Linked DNA regions of Mus musculus: region 2 is linked to region 1. Evidence: chromatin contacts called from ENCODE Hi-C or POLR2A ChIA-PET data. All regions are on one chromosome and are shown on one strand. The core of a region is the stretch at or near the end of the contact, and the rest is flanking DNA. Distances in the headings are between cores, read along the strand shown. Region 1 holds the start of Cdc42se2 (CDC42 small effector 2). Region 2 overlaps Cdc42se2 (CDC42 small effector 2).

Region 1 (6,968 bases), core at 2,714-5,213:
TGCATGTGTGCCTATGCATGTGCAGTGTGAGCATGTGTGGATGTGCATGTGCAGTGTGTGTATGTGTAGGTGTGCATATGCAGTGAGTGCATGCGTGGCTATGCATGTTCAATGTGTCTATGTGTGCTTATGCATGTACAGTGAGTGCATGCGTGGGTATGCATGTGCAGTGTGTGCATGTGTGGCTATGCATGCACAGTGAGTGCATGTGTGAGAATGTATGTTCAGTGTGTTTATGTGCGAGTATGCATGTGTAGTATGTCCATGCGTGGGTGTGTATTGCAGTGTGTGCACATGTGCATGTATGCATGTACAGTGAGTGCATGTGTGGGTGTGCATTGCAGTGTGTGCATGTGTGCCTATGCATATTCAGTGAGTGCATGTGTGGCTATGCATTCACAGTGAGTGCATGTGTGGGTGTGCATTGCAGTGTGTGCATGTGTGTTATATAGAGGCCAGCGATTGACAGCACATATCTTTTATCATTTTCCATCTTGCTTTTAAGGATAGGGTCTCTCTTTCAGTGAGTCTGGGAATTGCCAACCAGGCTTATTGGGGATCCTCTCTTGCCTCTGCCTCCCCGTGCTGGAATTACAGGCTTTTTTCATGGGGGCTGGGGATGGAACTCAGTCCATCTGTACTGTACTGTACATCAAGTACTTTCCCTGACTGAACATTCTCCCCAGCCCCTGCTTTGAGATCTTCAAAAGAAGATTTATTCAATTTAGCAAAATTGCAGAATCAGGCCACTGCAGCAGCTATGTGAGCTCAGAAGAGATTAGGAGCTGGTTAGACCAACATGTTGCTTCTTGCTGTCCTTAGTGTTACCACTTGTTATGGATTAGGAAGTGCTTGAGACAGCTTTTTTTTGTACTTTACCAACTATGGTACTTATCAGTATCTTCAGAGGCAGGCCAGTGTGCAGTGATCAACAGTGGTGTCTGCTTTCTGTCCCTGTCCTTCTTTGGGAACAAGACTGTACATGGGAACAGTCTTAAAGACAGTGAAGACACATCCTGTCTCTGACTCTAGAAAATTCAGTGTTTGGTGTTATCATAATGACAAACTATATTTTGACATGATAAAATCCATTGTAAATGATTTTTGTGAAGAACAGCAAAATTTAACACTGGCCCCTTCCACCCTTCCTCCCAAACAGGGTCTCACTATATAGCCTTGGTTATATTAGAACTCACTATGTAGAACAGGTTGGCCTTGAATTCACAAGATCTGTTGGGATTAAAGATATGTTGTCACTGTGGCTGGCCTAAAACTTTATTTTTAAAAAAATCTGAATCATAAGGTATAATTTGTAGCTTTGTTTTAAATCATAAAGAATAAATCAAATAGGTAAAGAGACTGCTACTAATACAATATTGAGCAAACCATCATGTATATCCACTGTTAAACAATAGTATCATCTAAGCTAGGCCCATGCAAGTAATCTCAACATTTGAGAAGCAGAGGCAGGTGGATTGCCATGATTCAAGGTTACCCTAGACTGCAGAGCGAGTGCCAGGCCAGTCAAATCTCTGCATAGAGAGACCCTATGACAAGGACCCATAACAACAACAGCTGTAGCAATAAAACAATACCCATCTAATTGAATAGAATTGTGCCCTTAACAAAAGGGAATATGAATGGTCCTAGCAACCAAAATTAGATGTTGTTCAGTTTCTCTCTCTCTCCCTCTCTCCCTCACACAGGCAACTCTCTCTCTCTCTCTCTCTCTCTCTCTCTCTCTCTCTCTCTCTCTCTCTCTCACACACACACACACACACTTATTTATTTACTTGGTTTTTCAAGACAGGATTTCTTTGTATAGCCCTGACTGTCCTAAACCTTGCTCTGTAGACCAGGCTGGCCTTGAATTCATAGAGATCCACCTGCCTCTGTATCTTAAGTGCTGGGATTAAAAGCATAGGCCACCATCACCCAGATGCACACTTTTATAGAATATTAAATAATGTGTAACAATTCCCGTAAGGATTGCTACCTTTTATGGATAAGTGGTAGAAAATATTGTTTAAGGTGACCATATTTGCATGTCAAAGAACAATGCAAGCAATGTATGACACTTGGGAAGTTTTGGTTTTTTTTTTTTTTTTGGTCTTAGGAAAGTTTTTTCAAAACAGCATACCTTTAAGTACTATATCAAATTTTCTCTACCCTATCACATTATTCTTACTCAGTGAAATAGGGTACAGGGATGTCACTGGTCAAAAATTGCATCAAACATCAAGTAAATGGTTACTGTACACAAAAGAACTGAGAAGTCCAAATGTTTATGGTCTGATGTAGGTTAAAATCTAATGGTTGGTTGACTGGCAGAAAGTGGAATCAAGAGGAAACTGAAAATAAAATTGATTATTTTTGTTGTTGAACATCTTGGGGGTATTTAATTTTTTTTTCATTTCCTCTAGGCACTTGGGACTGATTAGTTGATTAGAACAGTTATCCCCAGCCTCAAAGGTCTGCATGTGTGTGGTACTCACCAAGCCAGAGCAAGGCCCTGGGTTTCACCTACAGCACTGCAGAAATCAAATCCAGCCAACCCAAACACCCAGCTTCTAGTGGGGAAGACAGGAGCAAAATTAACAGAATAAATTGTGCAGACTGTTCTGGGAACAGGAGAACAAGGGCAGATAGATGGGGGAAGGATTGAGCCTGTAGCAATGTAAAGAAGTGGGTTTAGGCTACGCATCATTGTTAAAGAAGATCTGAGTGGAGTTGAGGGGAGAAGGCAGACATTAGAGAATGTCCTAGTCCCTGAGTATAGACTGGACATTGCAAGCACCAGTGAGACTGGAGATGAATTCTGAGACCTATAGGGAAAAAAAAAAATCTCAGAGGCTTTGTCAGCCATTGTAAAGATGTTATCTTCTACAGTAACGGGAACACTGGTGGATTTTGATCGGATGAGACATGAGCTGACTCTCCTTGCGGGAGGATATTCTCCCTCTTGTTTTGACAACACAGTTTGTTGATGGTGGTCAGGGAGGTCATTTAAGAAAGCCACTGAAGTGTGACTGGGACCACGGATGACAGAAACAATGTAGATGAACAGTCTGATTTTCTTTTTGTTTGAATGTAGAACCACGCCAATTACCCTTATGGACAGAATGGATGTGAAATTGAGAATAAGAGGAACCAAGGAGTACTCCAGTTTTGTCACTGAACAAGCTAGAAATTTCCTATCAATAGTGATGGTCATGCAGCTCCCTGTCTGAGTATGTGTGGCTAGATTTCAGTGGGAAGGCGTCCATTTGTTTCTTGCTTCTGGGTGCCTAAAGTGTAAAGTTAATGTAGTCATAAAATGTGGTGGCTGAGGCAGGAGGACTGCTGTGAGTTCCAGGTCAGCCAGGGTTCTACTCCAAAAGTCCTTAAGCTTGTGACATACACTAGTAATCCCAGCGCTTGGGAGACGGAGGCAGGAGGATCACAAGATCCAGGCCATCCTTACCTATATAGTGAGTTTGAGGCCACTCTGGGGCTACAAAAAGGCCCTCCCTCAAACAACGTCAAAGCAAAACCAAAAAAAAAAAAAAAAAAAAAAAACCAAAAAAAAAAACGATCCCACAAGAAGTCACAGAGACGAACTTTTCAAATGCCAGGTAGATATTCTTGACTCTCCAATGAGTCAGTGATTCTGATTCCTTGAAAGTAACGTGATCTGAGCGTGAGAGACATCTGGTGCTGGCCAGCTCTGCCTAGCAGCGCCTTGCTCGCCCGGGCACGTCTACGGCTGGATCCGGACAGGAAGGTGCTGTGGCGCGAGGCAGCGGCATCCATCTTCCCCGTAGCCCACCCAGCGGTCACTCTTTGCGCGCCTAGCATCCCCTAGGTCTCGCCACTCCCTCACTGGGCGGGGCCTCACAGCTACCAGCCCGCCTACTGGGGGGGGACAGGGCGTGTCCTTGTAGTGGGGGCGTAGCCGCGCAGCCGCACACACCGCTTGTGGCTCCGCCTCTGCGCGCCAGAGCCTAGGCGGGAGGGCGGAGCCCGAAGCGGGGAGCGCAGCTGCTTGGTGTGTGGAGATCCTGGAAGCTTCGGAGCCGGCGCTCGGAGCCGCGCGGCTGGAGCAGGCGGCGGAGACAAAGGCGACGGTGAGTGAGGGAGAGGGCCCCACGTTGGCCCCGCCGCCCGAGGCGCCAAGTGTAGGGTCGCCACTCGGAAGGTTGAGGGCGAGCGCGGCCCGGGCCTCTCCGCGCTGCGGACTGGGGCAGCAGACTGGGGCTGCGGACTGACTGAGGCTGCGGCGGCTCCATTTTCCAGTCTGGGCGAGGTCCTCACGCGAGGACCGGCGTATGGTTCTCTTCATTCTCCGTGAGGCCAGCTTTCACCGTAGCCTGCACCTTCCCGATGGGGGAGGCGCTACGGACCCCTCCCCCAGTCCGCAGCCCCGCCAGTCTGGACCGGCGCGGAGCGGCTGGGCTCCCGAACCCCGACTCCCGCCCGGCCTGCCTGGGACCCCGAGAGAGGAAGCCGGGCCACTGCCTCGCAGTCGCTGCGGCGACTCTTACAGGTTGTTGCACCGGGAGCTCGCGGCCACGGTGGTGAGCATTACTAACGGGTGTGGTAGGTAGCGGCTCGCTGACGTCCGCATTTCGAGCTGAGGAGCAGCCCGGTGCCGGCTGATTTCAGGCAACCCTGGGAATTCCGTTTTAGCGGCAGTGATTGCTACTGCCGAGCTTTCCTGGAGGAGTTTGGTAGTGATGTGCAGAGCGCAGCACTGAGACGTTCTGGGCCTGGGAGTACAGCTCAGTGGTAGGGAACTTGCCTTGCATGTAGGAGGCGGCCCAGAGTAGTTCAGTTCCCCAGTACTCCCACCCGCCACAAAAAGAGGGGGGGGGGGGAAGAAAGAAAGAAAGAAAATTAAATGCTCTTAAAGGACCCTTGCTTAGTAAAATATTGATATAATGAATGAATCTTAAAACACCACACAGAACTGTTCCTACTAGTAAGATGAGGCACATAGCTTCTTGACTCAGATAAAGGACTATTGGAAAGAATGCCTAGCAAGTTTCTGTCCCCCATCCCCATGTAAACTATTAATAATTAGTTGGTCATTATTGCCAGCCAGCATAGCAGATAGTACCTTTGAGATGTGAAATTTTTGAGAGAAGTTGGCTTACAGATTTCTGTTTCTCAGCAGGCCTGATTTCTCCTTTTCTTTGAAAATAATTGAGAAAGATGTTTGGGGTGCATTTTGAGGTCTAGCTTTCTATGTAGTAGGAGTAAAGATGTGTGTGGGCTTTGGAGGGACTGTGGCATGGTCAGTCTTGGATCTCTATGAGCCAGGGAGAGAGAGCTCTGAACTTTAGGGGAGGGGATCTAATGTCGCCTTGGTGGTTAAACATCACAGTTTACCCAGCATACTCATTAGACACATATTAAGCACAGAGAGATTTTTGAATTCTGTTTGTGGAAGGGAACAAAACCTGGAAATGTTTCTCTCTTAAGCTTGAGCATGAAGTTCATTATGTAGTATCGATGTAGCAAGTAAGGACCTCCCCAGACCCCTAGGGCTACTTCACTTGGAAAAATGGCTGGTGAACTTCAGGAAGTGTTCATTCATAGCATCCTACTTAAAAGTTAATGAGTAACTTTTTAAGGCCACGATTATTGGGTTATGGTTTCATTTGTCAGCTTAATAAAAATCCCAGTAGGTTTTAAAGCGACAGGAAGAATGGTTTCAACAAGATGGTGTTTTATTTTTCTCCTGAACTAGATTTTGATGCAGTGTTTTTATTGATAGTGTGATTCCAGTTCTGTTTCAGTAATAATCTTTGTAATAACATTTTCTGTATTAAAAAAAAAAATCTCTGCTCTGTGGTTAAACCAGCACTTGCTGCTTATCTAGAGGATTGGAGTTAAGTTCCTAACACCCACACCTGATGGCTCACAACTGTCTGTAATGGGGATATGATGCCCTCTTCTGGTCTTCATGGAGCACCAGAATACAGGTGACATACACACACATACACATAATTACAAAACAGTAACGAGAGAGAGAGAGAGAGAGAGAGAGAGAGAGAGAGATCGATCCCCAAAGATGGGCAGGGAATGTGGGTCAGTTGACATGAAGTCGTTCATTCAATCACCACAAGCAGTATGATAGTGGGAGCCTTACTACCAACACCTGTAATGGTGGAGGCAGAGGGATCATGAGTGTAAGGCCGTCTTTGGCCTATATATCACAAACGTAAGGCCAGTCTGAACTATATGAGACCCAAAAGATAACAAGGTAAATTAGTAGATTTCTTTTGTTTTGGATATTTTAGCCATTTTATTTTATTTCATTTTTAACAGAGCAGGGATGTGGCTATGGTAGTATAGTTTCCTAGTATGTGTGTACCAGGCTCTGTCTTCCATCTTCAGTACCACAAAAAGAATGGAGTTGATGGGTAGAAAAAAAGAAATATCTTAAATAAAGTACCTTTCCAACATTTTTGTTTTGTCTGCGTGTTTATCATAAAAAAATACACTATTGACTAAATAGTGTTGACAAGAGAAGAATTATTAGTAATAATATGTGGTGCTGTTTGGACTTCCTTCTAGAAGTACAACTATGATAAAACTGTATATTAAAATGCAGGTGTGGGCTAGGCACTGGTATGCACCTTTAATCACAGCATTTGGGAGGCAGGAGGCAGGTGAATCTCTAAGTTTAAGGCCAGCCTGGTCTACATACCTAGTTCCAAGCCAGCTAGAGCCACAGAATGAGACCCTGTCTCAAAAGGGTTGGGGGGAGATGTAGGCCGAGGATATACTGTAGTTGTCAATTTGTTTAGCATATGTGAGGCCTTGCTTGCTTGGTTGCTTTATCAAGTTCCAGTCTAGCCTGAGCTACATGACACCCTATTTAAAAACAAAACCAACCAGTAAAACAGCCCCCTCAAAAAATAAAAATTACCACCTCCCAAATAACCAAACCAAACCAAACAGTGATGACTTCTATAGCCTGG
Region 2 (6,968 bases), core at 2,573-5,072, 36 kb after region 1:
ACCACGAGTGAACATTTCATGTAGAGCTGGACAGCTGTAAGAATTGAAAAGCAGAGGAAAGCAGTTGTTTAACATGAATCCAACCGTGTTGACAACACCAGAGTCACTGGTTCCGCTTTGATTGGAGTCGATAAGATGCCAGTAATTGTGTGTGTTTAGATCTGGGCCTCTCTGAGCCTTTTCTCTGACCTGAAGCACATGTGTAGTTGGATCCTCTGGGGAAAGTGTCCCCACCCTCCTTTCCTGCCTTCTCACACTGTAAGTGTGTCACTGGGGAACAGTCTACAGTAGGCTCCCAGGAATGTTCCCAGCCTAAATTCCTGTCTTTAAAACCATTGGTATTTTAAGGTTCTTCATGCTACAAAAATTTCAGTGCCCTACCAACACTGAAACTACTGCTTAATAAAAATCTGGTCTTGGTTTTTATTTTGCTATTGAGTATTTATCTGTTTACATTCAGTTGAAAATAACTAGTCTTCATAAATTTACATTAATGTTTCTTATAAGATAAAATCAGTCATAAATTGCCTCTCAGGAACCAGCCAGCAGTTGTTAAGAATTTTATGGAAAGAGGCACAGGGCATGAGGTCCTAATGAAAATGGAGGAGTCTAAACCCATCTATAAAATTCTCCTCCCAGCAGCTGTCAGGGCCCTTAGTACAATAGCAGAGCGAGCGGATCCTTTCAGTTTCCCCGTGTCTGTTTGTGAAATTATTCTTGGTTGTTAGAGAGCACTGAGTCTTTTCCCCAAGTGCTTACTCTTTCGAATCCTCGTTTCTCAAGACACATCCAAGCGTGAGAGCAACTGTCGCTCATGGCCACATCACTGATTTTACTTACACTCATTTGAGAAATCACCTGCTAGGCTAAGGTTCATTGCTGAGCAGTAATCTCCATCATGACTTCTTACACTGTTCATAAGGCTGAGCGTCTGCCTTTGTCTCGGTGTTTAAGTTGGCAGAAAGGGATGTGAGTGGTTGTGTGCCTTGGGAAGGGAAGGGTGGAGCATAATCCTCACTGTGAGTTTTGAGAAGAGATAATGAAATCCTTTATATCCTTTTCCATAGACCAGCATTTCAAAGACCCCATTTTCATAAGAATTGGTTGTGCAGCTGCAGCCCTGGCAACAAGGCTCTGGGGAAAAGAATTGGGGCAAATTTCCAAAAACAGGCCTCAGTGGTCTCCTATGGAGCTGTGCTAATGAACCAGATGAGAGCATAAAGCCTTCATAGAAGTAAGCCTCGTGCTGTGTGTTGGATAGATGTTGAAATCTTCCACATGTATTTTACTATTTAAAAGCTACCAAAGCTGTCATAGCTATTTATTCAAGAGCAGCTATGTTATAGTCTGAGTATAAAAAACTATCCTTACAAGTTAATATTTATTTCTGTGAATTATATCTAAAATATAGTTGTTGCTGCCCATTTTTGGTGAAGTCTAAATGTTTTCAAAACATGGTGCTAGATTTATCAGATATTTTAAAGATAAGATTTGCTGCTGAAGAGACTGCTTAATAGTTAAGAGCACTGGCTGTCTTTAAGAGGATCTTGGTGCAGGTTCCAGCACCCACATGGCAGCATACAACATTCTGTAATTCAAACTCCAAGGGATCTGAGGCCTTCTTCTGGTTTCTGTGGGTACCAGGCATACGCAGTGCACATGCATACATTTAGGTAAAACACTCATACGCATAAAATAAAAATAAGTATCTTTAAAAAGAACAAGCAACATTTTAGGTTTATTTTTAATAACGTTAGGTTTTAAATTGCCAGATTATTTTCATATAAATTTCCTGTGATTGTTGATTGTTCTAGAATGCTTTTAGGTAATACAATTTGTTAAACATATTTTTTTAACACTGACATAGCTGTAAAAGCTGTCATTAAGCCGTAATTCCGTAACTTCTTGGCCACCTGACATTAGGTTATACCTGGGTTTTTGTTTTTTATCCTGTTTTAAGAAGTATTTCAGTGAAGACTTTTAATGCACATGTTTTTTTTTTTTTTTTTTTTTTCCTTTCTCTTGAGTTCTTTATAGATTACTAATTGTGAAAATTCAGGTTGCTTTCATAAAAACACTGAAATTCACATATATGGCTTGCCAGTGCCTTAGTTATGTTTCTGTTTCTGTGCTGAGACACCACCTTCAAAGCAACTTACAGAAGAGTTTGTTTGGGGCACATGGCTTCAGAAGGTTAGAGTTTAAGACAGGGTCGTGGATGGAAAGGAACTGGTGGCTGGAGCAGCAGCTGACACACAACAGGAGGCAGAGGGCAAACTGGGAGTGACACTAGTCTTTTGAAACCTTAAAGCCTGCCCCCATTGACACACCTCCTTGAACAAGGTCACACCTCTTAATCCTTTCCAAACAGTTCCATCTTCAGGGGAACAAGTATTCAAACTTGAGCCTGTGGGGGCTATTCTCATTTCAGTCCCCTCAGACATTTTTCCTGTTCCCTTCCCAACACTGAACACAATCACAATTTAAAGTAGAATACATATGAAACAGTAGTTGCCTTTTGGGCTTTATGGCTTTTTTGTTGGTTTTTTGTTGTTTCTTTTGGTTTGCTTTTTGTTTTTTGTTTTTGAGCAGATTGTAGATTGGCTTTTTTGTTCTTGTTTTTTTGTTTTTTTTAAGACAGGATTTCTCTATGTGGTCCTGGCTATCCTGGAACTCACTCTGTAGACCAGGTTGGCCTGGAACTCTTGATATTGGCCTGCTTCCCAAGTGCTGGGATTAAAGGTGTGTACCAACATCACCTGTTAAAAAATAGTTTTAATATATATTTGAGTACAATGTTAAAAAAGACCTAGAGAGACATGCGGAGAAATACAGTAATATACCCTCTATGGGCTTCTCTAGAGAGTTTCCAAACATTTCTTTAATTAGAAGCAGTGAACATTTTACATTTGTCATCTTCCTCTGTGGGTTTTCATATTTGATATTTCTCTCCTGAAAATCCATGAGTTATTTTTGGCTAGTGCCCTCAAGTATCTCTCAAAAGTTAAGTTTCCCATTTACATACATATAGTGTAATGTGCTTTGGGTCCTGTTTATAGCCTGAACCTTCCTCATAGATTAATGCCCCTTCCTCTCTGTGTCCTTCTCCTTCTCTTTAAGAAAAGGTTTAGAATCCACACTAAGCCAGATGTTAGGCATTCTGTAGACACCGCTTCTCAGTTATCTGTTTCAACTATGAAGTTAATTTTGGTAATATAATTGGATGCAGATTTTTGTTAAAAAACATACAACTTAAGCCTGCTGTGTGTACAGTCCTAGCTACCATGGAGACTAAGGTGGGAATATTGCTTAAGCCCAGGAGTCCAGGTGAGCCTAGGCAGGACAGTTTAGGCTAAAAAGCCTCAAAATAAAGAATGTAGGAGGGATGAGGAGAGGGGTGGCGCTAGGAAGAGGATAGTGTTCCGAGTGAAGGGGTTTCAAACAGGGGGCTGGAGAGATGGCTGGGTGGTTACAGAGGAGCTACGTTCTGTTCCCAGCACCCATGTAGCTTACAACTCTGCATCATTCCTGTTCCAGAGGATCCAGTGCCCTTTCTTGATCTCCTAGGCAAAGCACTCATATACATAAAACAATAAATAGAAAAACACTTTAAATTGAAAAAATGGTTAAAGTAAGAGAACTCGTTACAGAGTGTGGTATAATTCTGTTGTCACAGATTATTATTTTTTTTTTTTTTAAAAAAAGGTTTCCACCTAAAAACTCATTTGACAGCTGAAATGCCTTATTTACTGGAGGAAAATATCAAGTTGGCAAGTCCGAGGGACTTGGCACCATGCACATAGGGATGAAGCGCAGGCCCAGATGAGCTCTTGTCCCTGGGGAGTAATCTGAACCAGGATTAAAGCTGTCCTCCACCCTGCCTTGTTTACACCCAGATAAGCCACTGCAGTTTGTGTTGAACTGGCTTTCACATCCCAAGGGACTGATAGGGACTTCTTTGCCTGGCCAGGAGGCATGGATTACACACACATCTTGTTTGTGAGACCTGCTCCGTTATGTCCCCTTTTGCTCGGAGGACATGCTAGAAGTAACTTGATAGTGAATGTCATTCCCTTCTAAACCTTTATGCACCTCAGACATCCAGAGCCTTCTGTTTGTAGAGGAGAAAACGTGACAAATAAATTTAGTATACAGTTGTTTTAGTGAGACTTATTGAGACTTACTAATTGATGCAATAACCAAGTTAGAGTTACTATTTGAACTCTCTACTAAGAGTTTTCTGTTGTACACTTAATATATTCTGTGGGCATATAAATTATGTATATATTTAAAATACTTTGGAAGATATCAGGACATTGCTATAGAAAGGAAGAATTAATTTAATTGGTTTATTTTTTTCTCTACCTTGATACCAGTTTTGCTTTATTTTCTCTTTTAAATATAAATGTAAATAGACACTTTTTTATGTGTGTTGCTCACTCTAAGAGAGGGAACCTGACTAGAAAAGTCTTTGTCCCCATTCTACTCAGGGTAGCACTAAGAAGGCCAAAGAGAAAAATGGTAGCGAGGGCAACAATAGTAACATAGCAACAGTAGTGAAAACCAGTTACATAGGAAAGGTATTAAACACACACAGCTCTGTAAACTTCCCAACCATATCTCTAGGCAGTCTGTATTTACTTACTGAATCCTCATGTGTACCAAAGAGATAGACAAAGAGATATGAAATCATTTCATAGAACAGCAAAATAAGGTGTACAAAGATCAAATATTCTGCAGTTCTAAGCCAATTTATTTGTGACATCTTAATGTGTAGCCCAGGCTGGCCTCCACTAACACTAGCACCAGCCAGCTGTTAAAATTCTAAACCAGCATTCCATACTCCTCTCTACCTTTCCTCTAGATACCAGGGTTCAGGGTGAATGGATGTATCCTGTCCATGTGGTATAATAATTCTAAGCCAAGGAGTTAAGTTAACATTCACACTTGAACTTAGGCATTTTACTTTGTGGCTGTCTAAACAACAGTAAATGCAAACTGCTCTTAGGGAGCACTGGACTCACATAGGAAACACAAGCCTCCAGTCATGATTAGTTCACAAAAGAGTTAAAGGTCAAACTGCAGTGATAGACTGATTCTAAAGTGTATGTAATAGGAAATAGGATGACCTCAGAAATCGGACTAACAGTAAAAGCAGGCACTTCCATTCCCAACTGCAGGTCTCACCTCGGTGGAGTTGGAGATTCACAGGGGACAAATTGAAGTACACATTGGATTATAGATACAAAATTAAACCTAGGAGAGCTAGAATAGACAGTTTATATGACTTTGAGGAATATGTTGACATTTCTTAGGCAGAACACAAATAATAAAAGATTTGATAGAGTTGATAGAGTTGATGCATCAGAGTTCATGCAAGCTAAACTCTCCAAAAGACATTTGTATGAAAGAAAAAGATATGAAAAAAATACTCATATGTAGTGGACAAGGGAATTGCTCTAGAGTATATAAAGAACATGGTTTAATTAGAGTGGAACTGAGATTACAGTAATAGTACATAACTAAATTTTTTGTTGTTGTTTTTGAGACAGGGTTTCTCTGTGCAGTCCTGGCTGTCCTGGAACTCACTCTGTAGACCAGGCTGGCCTCCAACTCAGAAATCCACCTGCCTCTGCCTCTCAAGTGCTGGGATTACAGGCATGCATCACCACTGCCCGGCTGAACATAACTAAATTTTAAAAATGGGCATTGGGAATCTGAAGAGGTGGCTCAGGTTTGGTCCTCACATCTGGGCAGTTCACAGCCTCTGAAGTTGAGAGCACCTGCATGCCCATACTCACATGGGACACATACATTCACATAGTTAGAAATAATAAAAATATATCTTTTAAAAATGTGCATAGATCTGAAAATACAGACCCAAGCAAAGTGTGTGAGTGTCAGTAAACATGAAAATATTTAATGGGGCTGGAAGGATGGCTTAACAGCCAAGAGTGCTTGCTTCTCTGCTAGTTGGTTCCTGGTGGCACCTAAGTAACCACGTGTAACTGTAGACCCAAGGGACCCGCAGGTGCCTGCACACACAGCATTCACTCACATGGATGCATACAAAGATAGTAAGATCTTTTTAAGAAAGAAAATATAATTAATATCATTAGTTACCAGGAAAGGGTAAATTAAACCAGAGGGACACTGCTGTCCACCTTAATGACTAAGATGAATGCTGACCGTAGCATAGAGAATGGCAGGATGTGGAGCAGTGGGCCTCTCACACATGACTGAAGGAAGGCAAAGTGATAAAACCAGGTCATGTCAGCATATGTACATGACTTAAAACTTTAAAAAATTTACATGCATCTATCTGTCTCTCCATTCATGCATTCATTTGCTTAGTGTAGATAGTGCCCACAGAGGCCAGAAGAGGGTGTTGGATCCCCTGGAGCTGGAGGCACAGGCACTACCTAACATAGGTGTTGAGAACTGAACTCTGCAAGCCATTTTTAACCACTGAGTCATCTCTCTAGCCCCATTAAATGCTGAGCATAGTCTGTCATCCATTTACATGAGTCAGTGGGAAAGACTAGTGTCTAACCAGTCATTTCCATAATTGCATGCACTCCTCTCTACTCTTTGAGACTAGTTCAGTACAGTGGCTTCTTTGGGCTTTGGTTAACCACACAGAAGTATATCTGTAAACAGTATACAGCTTATAGTATATAAAACTGTATATAGTATACAGTTGGAAACTCTTCCAAGAGATATTATATTATAAATCATGTTCAAAGAACAATTTCAAGCTGGGTGTGGTTGCCATTCCTATAAATTTAGCATGTAGGAAGTAGACCGACCAGAGGGCTGGAGAGATGGCTCAGCAGTTAAGACTGACTGCTCTTCCAGAGGTCCTAAGTTCAATTCCCAGTAACCACACGGTGGCTCACAACCATGTGTAGCGGGATCTGATGCCCTCTTCTGGTGTGTCTGAAGACAGTTGCCATACTCATAAATAA

The links. A loop is a pair of places that touch in the nucleus more often than their neighbours do. ChIA-PET counts read pairs that join two places held with the same protein, here RNA polymerase II (POLR2A).
Region 2: a loop to region 1 is called in a map of gastrocnemius, with 2.1 times the contacts of the local background. The contact joins the enhancer-like site here to the promoter of Cdc42se2 in region 1. A Hi-C loop is called at or near these places in 4 of 37 maps with a recorded cell type or tissue (CH12.LX, gastrocnemius and heart). POLR2A ChIA-PET finds 5 or more read pairs at or near these places in 4 of 5 experiments (Patski and embryonic stem cell).

What each region holds. Positions count from the first base shown.
Region 1 is chr11:54,784,698-54,791,665 of GRCm38, reverse strand. It overlaps Cdc42se2 (CDC42 small effector 2), which reads left to right and starts at 3,963. Exons shown (of 6, transcript NM_178626.3): 1 at 3,963-4,106.
Region 2 is chr11:54,748,606-54,755,573 of GRCm38, reverse strand. All of the region lies in intron 2 of Cdc42se2 (CDC42 small effector 2), which reads left to right. Among named protein-coding and RNA genes, the nearest start is that of Cdc42se2, 36 kb to the left of the region's middle. Within about 2 kb of position 3,822, at least 1 of the 3 ENCODE cell types and tissues checked has a DNase peak (open chromatin) inside an H3K27ac peak, as active enhancers do; it is gastrocnemius, where a contact is called at or near this core.